2 separate regions of the Mus musculus genome follow, and region 1 is linked to region 2. The links are chromatin contacts, found by Hi-C in ENCODE. All regions are on one chromosome and are shown on one strand. The core of a region is the stretch at or near the end of the contact, and the rest is flanking DNA. Distances in the headings are between cores, read along the strand shown. Region 1 holds the start of Apoa4 (apolipoprotein A-IV). Region 2 overlaps Sik3 (SIK family kinase 3).

Region 1 (6,749 bases), core at 384-2,883, 44 kb before region 2:
CCGAACGTCTGGGTTACTTTGTTGGCATGGGGCATCATGCGGTCACGTAGGTCCTCCAGCTCCTTCTTGATCTCTTCCTTCACCCTCTCAGTTTCCTGGGCTAGATGCCCACTCAGCTGTACGACAAAGGGCACCAGCTTGTTGTGCACCCCATCAGCATACGTACTAGCATCCCCAAGTTTGTCCTGGAAGAGGGTACTTCAGGGAAAGGATGGAGACAAGGAAGCACCATTAGATACGCTTGTAGAACACTCAGCTCTATACACCTGCTTAGGTCAGGAGTGTGTCCATGGGAACAGAGACCTCCGTCTTGTCCCTTTGACCCTCCCCTGGGGTAGGTCATGCTTTCAGGAAATCTCCTAGGATTAGTTTGACTTTGGAGTTTTATCTGCAAGGCTTCTGCTGAGCCTCTGCATCCTTATCTGCCCACCATGTGACTTGAGAAGTTTGCTTTCCTTACCTGTGGATAAAGAATGGGGCTGGACTTTGGCATCACTCCCCTCCCAGGGTCACATTGTGCAACACATGTCTTCCAGTGGCACAGGGTCTGATGTCCTTGCATGTGCTCAGTGGGTCCCCCAAAATACCAGCCCTCCTTCCCCTGTTTGCCCAGAACCTCATGTCCTTACAGGACACGTCTCTTTCCTCTTCCTGCTAAGAGTTTGTGATGGGATTTGGCTATTTACCAAACTCTAGCACATGCAGATAGGAAGGAACTATAGGGATGGATCCCTGGGTCCAGCTTTCCTGTTTACAGGGACAATCTAGGTCCAGGGAGGCAAGACTCCTTTAGTGAGAACAGAAGAACTCCAGGAGCCAGTGTCCCACCTCTGAGGTCAGCTATGGGCTTCAAGCCTCGCCTTGTAGACTGATCGCACTTACCTGAGCTGCTGAGTGACATCCGTCTTCTGAAACTGTTCTACAGCCTCCTTGGCATTGTTGCTTAGCTGGGTAAAGTAATCCCACACCACATTGGCCACCTGGTCCGAAGTGACCTCAGCCCGGGTGCCTGGGCAGAGAGAGAGCAGAAGGCAACTTTATGAGGATCATCTCTCTCCTGGCCCCTCTGCCTCAGCTCTGAGCTGGATAATGTTGGAGTTTGGATAACCCAAACCATTGCCCCATCCCTGGGATAACCCAGGGAGCACAAGTGCCAGGGAGAACAAAGGCCTGTTCTCCTATGAGCTGCTGGGCAAATACAAGGCCACCCCGAGCTGTCCGCCAGTTCTAGAGCTGGCTTTTCTTGCTGCCTCCCAGGTGCAGTGTCTACTCACCGGTGATGGCCACCAGGGCCAGGGTCAGCACCGCAGCCTTCAGGAACATCCTGGGCTCCTCACTGGGCTGGGACAGTTTCGGCTACACTGGATGTTTCCCGGAGTCAGAAGAAACGGTGTACCTGTGTCCCTGTGCAGATTGACTGCAGGCAAGGCCAGCCACTCATTTAAAGCCCCTCCAGCCCTCTCTCCCCGCCTCCTCCCCAGTGTGACTCCACGTTGGAAGGTGACACACTCCCAGGAGGCCTCTTGGACTTTAGTGGCCCTAAGACAACGTGGAAGCTGACAGCACACAGGCAGCAGAGGGAAGCAGTCTTCTTGAGTTGGCTCCACCCTGTCCAAGAGGCTGGGAAGGATAGCCAGAAACTTCAGGAGGAATGAGCCTGGGAGTCTAGGGGAGTCCCTGAACAGAACTGAGGCCCCAGAGGCCCGGTTGGCAGCCCTGGGTCTGTGCCAGTCTGAGAGAACAAGGTCCAGGTCTCCTCTTTCCACCCCAGTGAGACAGCCACCAGTCTGACAGCTGCCACCAACCTGAACTTTGTCTCAGAACATCAGCTACAGAGATGGTACCAGGCCCAGAGATGGCATAGGGCTGCAGCAGACAGTGAGCCTCAGTTGAGGTGTCTGTGATACCCTTGGTCAGGAGAGGATCAGAACCCAGGATCAAAGGAGTTAATCATAGTGGGCTTTGTATCTCATGACTGTCAAGCTGGCTCACCTCCGTCCAGTTATCATGAAGCTTCAAGTTTCTCTTTTGAACAATGTGTAGTTTGTTACATTAAATTAGGTGGTACTTGTGAGATGGCTGCAGGGAGCTTAGCCCAGAGTAAGGGCTGAAATTAATGACAATGATTTTCTGTGTGCATCAGCACAGGAAGGAAGGAGAGAACCTGATCCTCTCCTGACAGTGGCAGAGGGAGAGCCACCCTTTCCCTCAGAGGGTCACCAAGTGGGCTAGAGGCAACAGTGAGAGAGCAGGGCTGGCTAAGGCTTGATTGCTGCCCCACTGTTCTCAGCCATATGCAAGAGCCATGCAGAGTGACTCCTCTCTCTCTCTCCCTCTCTCTCTCCCTCTCTCCCTCTCTCTCTCTTCCCACCCCCCCCCCCCCCACAGAAGGTGACAGACACTGCTGTGGAAAGTGAGTTTTTTGAGGTCTCCTACTGAGACTCCACATGTGTCCACACATACAATTGCAGCAGATATCCACAGGCAAGATGCCAGGCTGTGGTCAGTGTGGAGCCTCAGTGGACCACACCAGGGACTAGATGAGGGCATCCATCATACTGTCCCATTGACTGCCATCCACAAGACAGCATTTGTGAAATGACAGCCATTAGAATAGACCACGATTGTGCCCAGTCTGATTTGCTGTGTTGCCATCCATTTTTTAAAATGTGTCCAGATTAGCTTGTCTCATGGGACTGAAGACAGCTGGATACCTGTGCTCCTCTGCTGGGCCCCACTGCACTGCATGGCTCCCCACAGGGCTCGAGCTTCCCCGAGCTCATTCCTTCCTAGCACAGCCATGCTTAGTGAGTTTAAGAAAATTAATTTATGCCAGGTGTGATGGCACATGCCTTTAATCCCAGCACACACGAGGTGGAGATTGGTGGATCTTTGTGAGTTCAAGGACAGCATAGTCTACAAAGTGAGTTCCAGGAAGCTAGGGCTACATAGAGAAACCCTGTCTCAAAACAAAACAAAACAAAACAAAACAAAACAAAACAAAACAAAACAAACAAAAATAATGATGATAGTGATAATGTTATTTATTTACTAATATTTGGTAGGGGTGAGTATGTATACATCACAATACATGTATAGAGGTCAGATGAGAACTGGAGAGGTTTGTTCTCTCATCCTACCATTTGGGTTCTAGGGTTTTAACTGATGTCATCAGGCTGGGTGACTTTGTTCACTGAGTCATCTTGGTGGTCTTTCAATGTTTTCTGAGTTCAGGCTCTGGAGTCGACTCCCTGTGTTTGCACGTGGATCCCACACAGTCTGTGCTGTGTGGTCTTGGATGAGTCTTCGTTGTGAAGATTCTGTGAGATAGTCTGGCTCCCCTTAGGTTCCTCGTTGAATATTAGCTATGTACGGTTTCTCTCTGTGTACCATTGACCCATTGGTCCTCATCTTGCTTTACCTAATCATGCCTGGTCCAGCCTGTGCTGTGCCCAAAGGTCAGAACTGATGGGGGATGAGTCACGTAGGACATCTCAGCTACAGTTCCACCTCCTGAACCTGCAGACTGAGTCTCTCAAGTGCCAGCAGCGTGGGACAGGTCCAGAGGTGCTTGCCCACTCATACCCTCTCTGAGAAGACCTGTGTTACCTAAGTTTGTTCAAGGGTGGTTTCCAGTGACGGGCTGTCAGATATGCATAGATATCTGAGTTGTCCAGGGGTTCAGAAGTTGGCTCTGAGCTAAGAGACTGGGTCATCGTACACACATGTGTGGCTAGCACTCACGTATGCACCAGCCCCTACAGGGAGGTTGTATTGCCTCCTGGCGCGTCATAAATCATCATATTGACTTCTCCAAGACTGGGGCATACTTCATATGCATCTGCTGGTGATTTGCATAGAGGGTGAGGCAAAATGAGAACCCTATGTGTCAGCTTCTGGGGAAAAAGAGCAGACCACCTTATGCCAGCCTCGGGCACAGAGGGTCAAGTGGTCTTGGCAACTCACGTCTCTGTCTGACCCTCAGTCTCTGCCTGTGCTCACACGGAGCTCATGGCTAGTAAGGCTGATTGGTAGCTGTGCACCATCCATCTGCCTATAGGATCCAAGTAGAGCCCTGGGGCTCTCATCCACCCAACCTGCTGTTAGCCAAACAGAGGAGGGCTGGCAAGCCACTCCTGAGGGCTGTTCTCAGCCCAAATGTTCAAGACATCTTCCACAGTGTGGTGATTAGTTTTAACTGTCAATTTGACAGAATCTGGAATCACCTGAGGGGGTGGGGGGGGGTTGTTGGATGAAGGATCCCAGACCACACAAAATGAAGAAAGCGAGCCGAGCTGAGGACTGGCTTTGCATGGCTCTTTGCTTTTAGTTGTAAACGTGATGTGACTGGCTACTTCGTGTTCCTGCCACCATGGCTCCCCATGTGTGAGCCAGGATAACTCCTCACTTTGTTTTCGTCGGGATATTGTATCATAGCAACAGGAAAAGAAATTAAGAAACTCCCCCCCCCCCCCACTGCTACCTTCCTCCATGGGACTGGGTCTGTAAGTCAAGAACACTGTCCTTTCCCCAGAGGACCCTAGGCCAGAAAGCCACCAAGAGGCCACCATAAGGCTCCTATGGCTGAGAGGGTACAAGGGTTTTTGGAAGGGACTAAGTCCCAGAGCCCAGGTTCCAAGGTATCACCTGCCTGCCAACCACTCTGTGGGATTCATACACCTAAGTTTTCTGTGCAGCTAAGTATCGCATGGCTGGGACTCTCTATTGGCATCTTTTGACTTTTCTTGATTCAGTGACCATGTTCTACATACAGGGGAGGTGACAGGCTTCCCAGACCCTCCCTACCAATGGACAATGACCCAGTCAGCCTGTTAAATCATTCTCAGGGCCAAAGACTTGATATCACACCCCAGATTGGGATCTGATCCCTGCTGTGCCCTTTGCCTAGGAACAAGAAACAGGCTGAGAAGAAAAAAGAACATGGCATCTCCCTCCACCACGACACACAGTGCCCCGCCCTGGTACCACCTTTGTTCCCTCTCAGCTTCGCCAGGGACTTTTCTCAGAGGAAGCTTGGGTATAAATGGGTGCTGAGGACCAGCTCAGGTGCTGAGACCCAGCTTCTCCACTGCTGGGTGGCATGTGTTGAGCAGTCTCTACCCCACTGGGCCTTTGGTTTTTAGCCATAAACGGAGTTAGTAATGTCTAAGCTACATAATTCGGACAACTTACATTTTAACAGGAAACAAACTGTTTTGAGTTGTTCTGAGACAGTCACATTATTTAGTCCAGGCTGACCTCTAACACTATTTTCCTGAGTGCTGGTCTTTTAAGCAAACACTATCACAGCTACCCCAGACAACAGTCTTATATCAAAAGAATGTATTTCTGATAGATGAGCTTCGTGTCTCAGCCAAAGACAGAGATTAAGAGTTCTGAGGGGAAAGCCAGGCTCCTCTCAGGCTGAGATTTCATTCAGAGAGGTTGCTGCCTGCAGCAAGCCCTGTTTCTGCATGGAAACTGCCTGCTGTCTCTGGCTGGGCTGTCAGTGTTTGGGAGGTAGGGAAACTGAGTCCTTCCCTGGGCCAGCTGCTGTGTGTTTCTCCACACGCTGGGAAGTCAGTGTCCCATCCCGTTAACTTCTGACCACAGACCCTACATGTCAGCCTCAAAGGCGTCAGTTGCTTAGGCGTTTGTGCAGGTCAATAGGCATGTGTGATGTGCACAACTGTGGGGGCCACAGGTCAGTTTCAGGTATCATTTTTCTACTTTCTACTTTTTTTTTCTTTTTCGGTTTTTTGAGACAGGGTTTCTCTGTGTAGCCCTGGCTATCCTGGAACTCACTCTGTAGCCCAAGCTGGCCTCGAACTCAGAAATCCACCTGCCTCTGCCTCCCAAGTGCTGGGATTAAAGGCATGCGCCACCACTGCCTGGCTCAGGTATCATTTTTCAAGAGCTGTTTACCTTGCCTTATGAGACAGAGTCTCTCAGTGGTATCTGGGGCTCACTGAAGAAGCTAGGCTGGTGGGACATCAACTCCTGGCCTGCTACCTATCTCCCTGTCCCCAGTGCTTGGGATTACAAGTGGACACTACTGCACTTATGCTGTCCATGGGGTTTGGGGATTGAACTATGGTCTTCCTACTTACAAGACGAGCATTTTGTCCAATTGGCCTATTTCTCTAGTCCCGAATGTAGCATTTAAACCTAGGATTTTGGCAGGTAGTGGCTCATGCCTATAATCCTAGCACTCAGGAGGCAGAGGCAAGCAGATTTCTGAGTTCAAAGCCAACCTTGTCTACAAGAGTGAGTTCCAGGACAGCCAGGGCCACACAGAGAAACCTTGTCTCAGAAAAAAAAAATCAACCAACCAACCAACCAACCAAAAAAAACCCTAAACCTAGGATTTCTTGGCTCCAAAGTCTGCATCCAGAAGATGATGTCCTCTGTTGCTGTCTAGGCTGTGGGTCTCAGTACTAGCTCAGGGGACTATCTTAGTTGCCCCAGAGCGCCTCCTTCATCCTCACCTTCTTTGTGAATGCCCTGTCTATACCTTGCTGCTTGCAGGTTCTCATAGATAGGGCTCATGTAGGGGTCAGATATCACCCAGCCATGGGCCCTGCTCCTATCTCAGGATTACTAACGATAGGTCCAGAGGGCAAGAGGAGGCCTGTGGAGGAGTTGGGGAGGGGCAAGGCCTTGGGTTCCATGTGACCTTTGTCCTTCTCTCACTAATCCCTGCCCAGCTACGGCAGAGGAGACTGTTGGGATCACAGGTGGAGGTCAGT
Region 2 (6,376 bases), core at 1,815-4,314:
GAAGGGGGGCAGGAGGGGAAGGTCAACAATGACTAATAGAGTTGAGCCATCCAAAAAGATAAAGATTAAAAATGCCTACTGGATTTATCAACAAGAGCTTGTTAGTGACCTTGGCAGCAACGAGTCCAGTGGACAGAGGAAGTCACCCCACTATCCACAATGCTGATGCTGATCCTTGCCAACCAATGCCAACCTTGCCCATGAAGAGCCTCTGCCACCCATCAGCCATGTCATTCACTTTGGCATTCAATCTGGCATGCTGGTTTTTTAAGGCTGTGTCTTGCCTTGTAGCTGTGGTTAGACTGGGACTTACAATGTAGACCAGGTTAGCTGCAAGGCTGCACTGACCCTCCTGGCCTGACTTGTAGGGGCTGGGACTACACGGCTCCATAAGCTTTTCTCCATACAGGGGAACTCGGCTTTGATATCATAACCAGCACACCACCAGATCTGGTGCAACTGTTTTCTGAACTGCAGTGCAACTGACAACGTGACTCATGGGCTCACACACCGCTCTGTGACCAAACCCAGGAGAAGTAAAGCAGAGAGAGCCAGAGTGAGCTTCTGTTAACCGAGTGTTTTAAAACGTATTGATCCACGATGGATCGGTGAACAGAAGTCACCAAGTAATGTGATTTCAAGCAATACTCCCCCAAATAGCTCAGAAGGGCTGTGGAGATACTATTCAGTCTGACAGGACCATGACAGAAACACACCAGAAATAAACAGAAACCAATCTGTGAGATTAAACCTTTGCATATCACCATTATACAAAATGGTGTGACTGAGACACCGACTGAAGTTAGAGCCACAATGTAATCACACGATCACCCGAGGCTGAGCCAGAAATGTCAGGTGGTGCTGACGACAGGAGAGCTGGTGAGGTGCTCAGCGGTAAGAGCTTGCTTTGCAAGCCTGAGGAACTACCCACATGAAGGGGGAAGGGGAGAACTGACCCCCTAAAGCTGTCCTTTAAGCCCCACGAATGCACTGAAGCACGTGTGCACCCCCTGCCAGCTTGTCTTTATAAGATGAAAATTAAAAAGCAGTTCATTCTAGAGAGCACTGCCCGTGTGAACTGCATCTGCTGGGGAAAGTCCTCCGAGGTGTCTCTGTGGAAGAGGAGGCAGGTCAGAGAAAACACAGGATGCTGTATTAGAGAGGACTGTGGGTATTTCAGCCAAGTCCAGCCCCTTTATTACAGACTTCTTATCAAAAACCTTTGAGAAAGCCAGGCTGGGCTGCTACTCACTGGTGTCATGGTGACAAGTGGGGACGGTCCCCGTGGGCGCTTGAGCAGCTGCTGGGCATGCAGTTGGATGTTGGCGCCTCCATCTGAGGCTCTCCGGCCAAGGGGCCCCATTCCGTTCAGTAGCTGTAGTGTAGGCGGCTGTAACAGAGACTGTTCCTGCCAGGAGAGTAGGCAGATACAGTGGTGAGATGGGAAAACACGGAGTAAACAGCCCACCCTCATCTACTACAGTGAGAGGATCTGCTGGGGTGAGGGGGGCTGGAGATATCGCCCATCACCACAGCAGTTTACAGAAGGGAACTCCCCTCCCTCAGGAAACTCTCCAGTACTGGAACAGAACTGTCAGAGCCTACCAAGGGAAGATCAAGTTTGTTTCTTGTGGGCAGGTCCTTTCCATGGCCTCCTACCTTGTACTCAAGCTGCCCAGTTGGCTGCAGACTCTGCATGGGCAACAGGTTGTGCGTGAAGTTCATGTTAGGGGCCACTTGTAGGAATGGACCCTGTGGGTTTACTCCAGGAAAGCCAGGCAGCAGCTTCTGCAGATCTTCCATAACTTCCGTGCTAACGGGAAACAGGAAGAGAGAAGTGTGGTTACTCAGAATGCTTAAGTCTGAGTCAATGCTACCACAACTAGTACAGTAGTCAATACTACCACAACTAGTACAGTAGTCAATACTACCACCACAACTAGAACAGTAGTCAATACTACCACCACAACTAGAACAGTAGTCAATACTACCACCACAACTAGTACAGTAGTCAATACTACCGCTACAACTAGTACAGTAAAAAAATTTTACACACACACACACACATACAGACACACAAATCTTTTTTGGAGGTGGGTAGGAGGGTCTTTTGGGTTAGGGTTTCCCTTTGTATCCTTCCTTGGCTGTCATGTTACTTGCTCTATAGACCAGACTGGCTTCCAACTCAGAGACCCACCTGCCTCTGTCTATTGAGTACTGGAATTAAAGGTGTGTGCCACTGTCTGACTTTTTCTATTTTTTTCATATGTGTATACATGTGTGTGCAGATGTAGTCTATGTGTGTACGATAGTAAATGCATGTGAGTGCCCCAACATATGTCTATGCATGAGTATGGAGGCCAGAGGTAGGAAGCCTTCCTCTCCCATGCTCTCCCGGGTCTCTCACGGTCTCGCTTGTTGTCAGGCTGTCTGTGAGCTTGGTGCATCTGCCTGTCTCCACTCTACAGAGCTGTAGTTACAACAGAGGCTGCCACAGCTGGCTCTCTATGAACACTGAGGATCTGAACTGAGGTCTCTATGCCGGCAGAAGCACCACCTTCCGGACGTTACTCCTCCTAAATTTCTATTTCTGTCTAAGACACTAAAGCAAAGTGGAGTCTGTCTCCTATGTGGAATTTCACTCTGAGTTATTGGGGAGTCTACTTCATTGATCCCTTTCGAAAGCCAATAGGAGACACACAGGCTGGCACAACTCTAGCCCAGGCTCTCAAAGCTTGGAGGGGAACAGCAAGTTTCTAGAGAGCACAGGGCATCCGCTAAGACAATGACTGCCTGAAGTAGCAACTGATTCACCAGGGAAAGAATTCGGTTACTACCGTCCATGCTGACAGGACAGATAAGAACTGGATGTTCGGGACTGTCATGCCCAGCAGACTTTAAATAAGAGATTTTTCCACTAATCACGACTCAGGACTCCACCCCTCGTTGGCAGTGACACATTCTGTGTGGAACCCAAATGTTCTCTCACTTGCTTGTTTCATCACATCGAGAACAAGCACGGAAAACAAGCAAACGAGCAGGCATGGGCGTTTCTTCTGGGGATCCACTCAGAAGACAGACATAAGAAAGCCAGCTCCGCCCTGAGCTGAACTCTCAGGACAAGGCTAGCTATATATAACCCTCTCTTTCCTGCTCAGTGAGGAAAACATTCACCAACAAGATGGGCTGTCGCTCATGCTGACAGGTCTCGACTGCAGAGTAGAAATGGAGTGAGCTGGTCCTGAATCCACTTCCCCAACACGAGGACCTCAAGGAACACTTTGGGAAATATGTTTTGGGATTCCTGTTCATTTTGAGACAAAGCAGGATACTGAATCCTGATTCTTGCTTGTGTCAGGCAAGTGCCTCTAACTGTCCACATATATAAATGATGCCACACCACCTTGTCTCCTCTTTCTAGAAGAGTTCCAATATAGAACACGAGGTAGATAGCATCTCTAAAAGCTGCTAAAGTTGGCAGATTTATTTACTTATTTTTTGAGACAGAGTTTCTCTATATGTCCTTGAACTCAATATACAGATCATGCTGGCCTTGAACTCAAGAGCTCCTCCTGCCTCTGCCTCCTAAGTGCTGGGATGAAAGGCTTGCACTACTACACTTTTCTAAAGGTGACTGAATACTACAGAATATTTCTGATGACTTAGACTAGAAGAACTCCATCTATCAACAAAGATGTTATTACACTCTCCTCACATGGCTGCTAAGAGGCACTGCATATAGGGAGAATAACTAGTCAGATTGGCCATGGCCTAGTGTGGCCTCTCAGAAAACGTGCCACAAGAGGCACTCACCCTGGCGGAACCTTTTGACTTAGGGCTGAGCAGGATGCTGACCAGGTACTTACCGTGGGTCAGCCACTCCCACCGTGTGCCTCCTCATTGACAAATAGCGAACCAAGGCTTCTGGAGAAGGCTCTTCACCCTCATCACTGTCCAAGTTCACAGCCCCGTCAGGCTAAGGTGGAGGGAAACACAGTTGATCAGAAGTAACTCAGAAGGAAGGAAAGGAATTGTAGCTATGGGAAGAGACGTGGTTTCAGTTGACAGTGATCAGATGTGGCTACTTGCCTCTATAATTTGGTTCTCTGGGTTGATCAGCTGAACTTGAGGGACGCTAAGGTTCATAGCAGTGCCTGTCTGCTCCGCCTAGAAAGCAGCACATACAGACACACAGAGACCTGAGACACTAGAAGAAATAATGACAGCTTTTCAAAGTAGTTTCTTCCCTCACCTCTTCCTCTAAGACATGCTCTTGCTATGTAACCCAGGCTAGCCTTGAACTCATTCCTCTGCCTCAGATTCCCAATGGCTAGGATTATATTCAAAGCAGTCTTGATTGCCAAAGCCTGGTTCTTCTGCTCTCAGGCAACACAGCAAGGAAGCATTCTTTAGGGAGAATGGTATCTCACAATGATTTGCTACTTCTTTAAACAAAACGAAGAAGACAACTGTTTCTGCCATGCGACTTTCTCTCAAAGAAAGACCCAGACTTTGATGGTCTTCTGACAAGGGAGGAGATACAGATAGATGGATGAATATGAATCTCTCCTGACCAAAAGCTGATGAGCAGTAGCTAGCCCTTGCCCTGGTATAACCTCTTCTCACCTAGGTCTCAGAGACATTGCCCACCTGGAGATTGACTGGTGCCTGGAAAGTCATGGCTTGGGGCATGCTGGGAAGTGCTCCGGGACGCAGAGTTTTATGTTTCTTGTGTCGATCGCACAGCAGGCTGTAGATTGCACTATAGTGGTCATAGGCATCTGACCTTAATGACTACCAATAGAGAAAGGGAGAGTGAGACTCGGAGGTGGCGCCTCACTGACACACCAGACACAACCGGCACAGCACAAAGCAGCTCCTTCCTTCCCTCTCAGGTCCAGGAAGGGCAAAGGAAGAGGGAAAGGGAGGAAAGCAGGAACACCCACGAGCTCAGGAAGGGGACACTGCAGGAAAGGCAGGCAAGAGGAAGGGCCGCTTATCTCACTGCTCTGCACTCCTTCTTAGGTACCTGAAGTGTGCGCTCCTTGTCCAGCCCCATGTCTTCCATAGCCAAGAGGACATCATCGTTGAGGGGGTCCGACTGCCTTTCCTCCTTCAGTTGCTGGCACTCCGCTATTAACTGTAATATAATACAGTTATAGAGGCAAGCCGTCAGACCCCAGTTAACTACATCAACACGGCATGGGATACACATTGACAAAGCTGTTCTATGCCCCACTGCTGCAGATTCTGTGGGTGTCATACGAAGTCTAAGCAAGACAGTTCTGGCAATCAGCTATGGGCTGACAAAACCCTCAGGGCTGCTTCCTGAGCTCCTGGGGTACGAGAGTGATCATAATGGGGTGCAGCAGTATGTGACAGAAGCTGTTGAAGGGAGCGCACTCAAGACAAGAAAGGCACTCTGGTGGCAGTGACCTGCAGAACTGGGAGTATGCTGTCTCAGAAGTCAAAAGCAAACTATGATTTCTGTGGTAATGCCCAGTATCACTGTCTCCACAGCCTTGCTGGATCCCGCGGCTCCCTGTGAATTCACCTGCCACTGGTCTTAGCCAGCAGCTGGTTCCTACTGCTCATCTCTTTAGGTCCTAGGCAGATCACAACCACTGAAGAAGAGAAGGAGTTAATCAGGAGTTCCCTGAGGCAAGGGTCCGGCTTACCCTGTCAAAGTTGGGGTCTGCATCTCCGAGCTTCATCCACTTGTGCCTGCAGATCTGTTCCATTGAGAGGCGCTTATTTGGATCTAACACCAGCATGTGGCGGATCAAGTGCTCACACTCTGCAACAGACAAACAGCTGTCCTCAGTCTAGTGGGGGGTCTGGGGGGCTGGTAGAGCTGATAGGGCTAGATGTAAGAGCAGTAGGTAGAGTCTCGGCTCCCTGTTTTAGTTCTGTTTCTCTTCTGCCTTCAACTCACACTCCAGGTTATCCTGGAGAGAGAGTTCCAAAACAGAAGCCTATATTCTGATTTCAAAGCCACCCACTTTACAAAAGCTCTCATGTGTAAACTGGGAGCTCTGATGACCATGCTGGAGCAACAGTCATAGGGAAGGCGGCAGACAGTGATGAGGCCGCGTTGCGCACGTATTCACAGCGCTTTACAACTGCTACCTCAGCCCCACCACAAACCTAAGAGCAGTTTGTGAACATCCTTCCCACTTTAGAAATGGCCCAGGTTCAGCCCAGAGGCCACAGTCAGATCCAAACCAATAGTCTGGATGTCTACCTGGGTGTGTGCGTGTGTGTCAGGACCATTTGTCTATGTGAACAAGGATGGGTGTGTGCATGTGTGTCAGGGTCATTTGTCTATGTGAACAAGGATGGAGGTCAGAGGTAACGCTACGATGGCTTCCTTAAT

What was found. Hi-C counts contacts between places; a loop is a spot of excess contacts on that map.
Region 1: a loop to region 2 is called in a map of adrenal gland, with 1.9 times the contacts of the local background. The contact joins the promoter of Apoa4 here to the enhancer-like site in region 2. A Hi-C loop is called at or near these places in 9 of 37 maps with a recorded cell type or tissue (adrenal gland, gastrocnemius, heart and 1 more).

Annotation. Positions count from the first base shown.
Region 1 is chr9:46,235,728-46,242,476 of GRCm38, reverse strand. Apoa4 (apolipoprotein A-IV) reads right to left here and starts at 1,633. Exons shown (of 3, transcript NM_007468.2): 1 at 1,275-1,633; 2 at 883-1,009; 3 at 1-198. The coding sequence starts at 1,323.
Region 2 is chr9:46,193,584-46,199,959 of GRCm38, reverse strand. Sik3 (SIK family kinase 3) reads right to left here. Exons shown (of 25, transcript NM_027498.3): 7 at 5,679-5,797; 8 at 5,030-5,140; 9 at 4,651-4,794; 10 at 4,090-4,167; 11 at 3,867-3,976; 12 at 1,660-1,813; 13 at 1,253-1,408. Among named protein-coding and RNA genes, the nearest start is that of Apoa1, 32 kb to the left of the region's middle. Within about 2 kb of position 3,064, at least 1 of the 3 ENCODE cell types and tissues checked has a DNase peak (open chromatin) inside an H3K27ac peak, as active enhancers do; it is heart, where a contact is called at or near this core.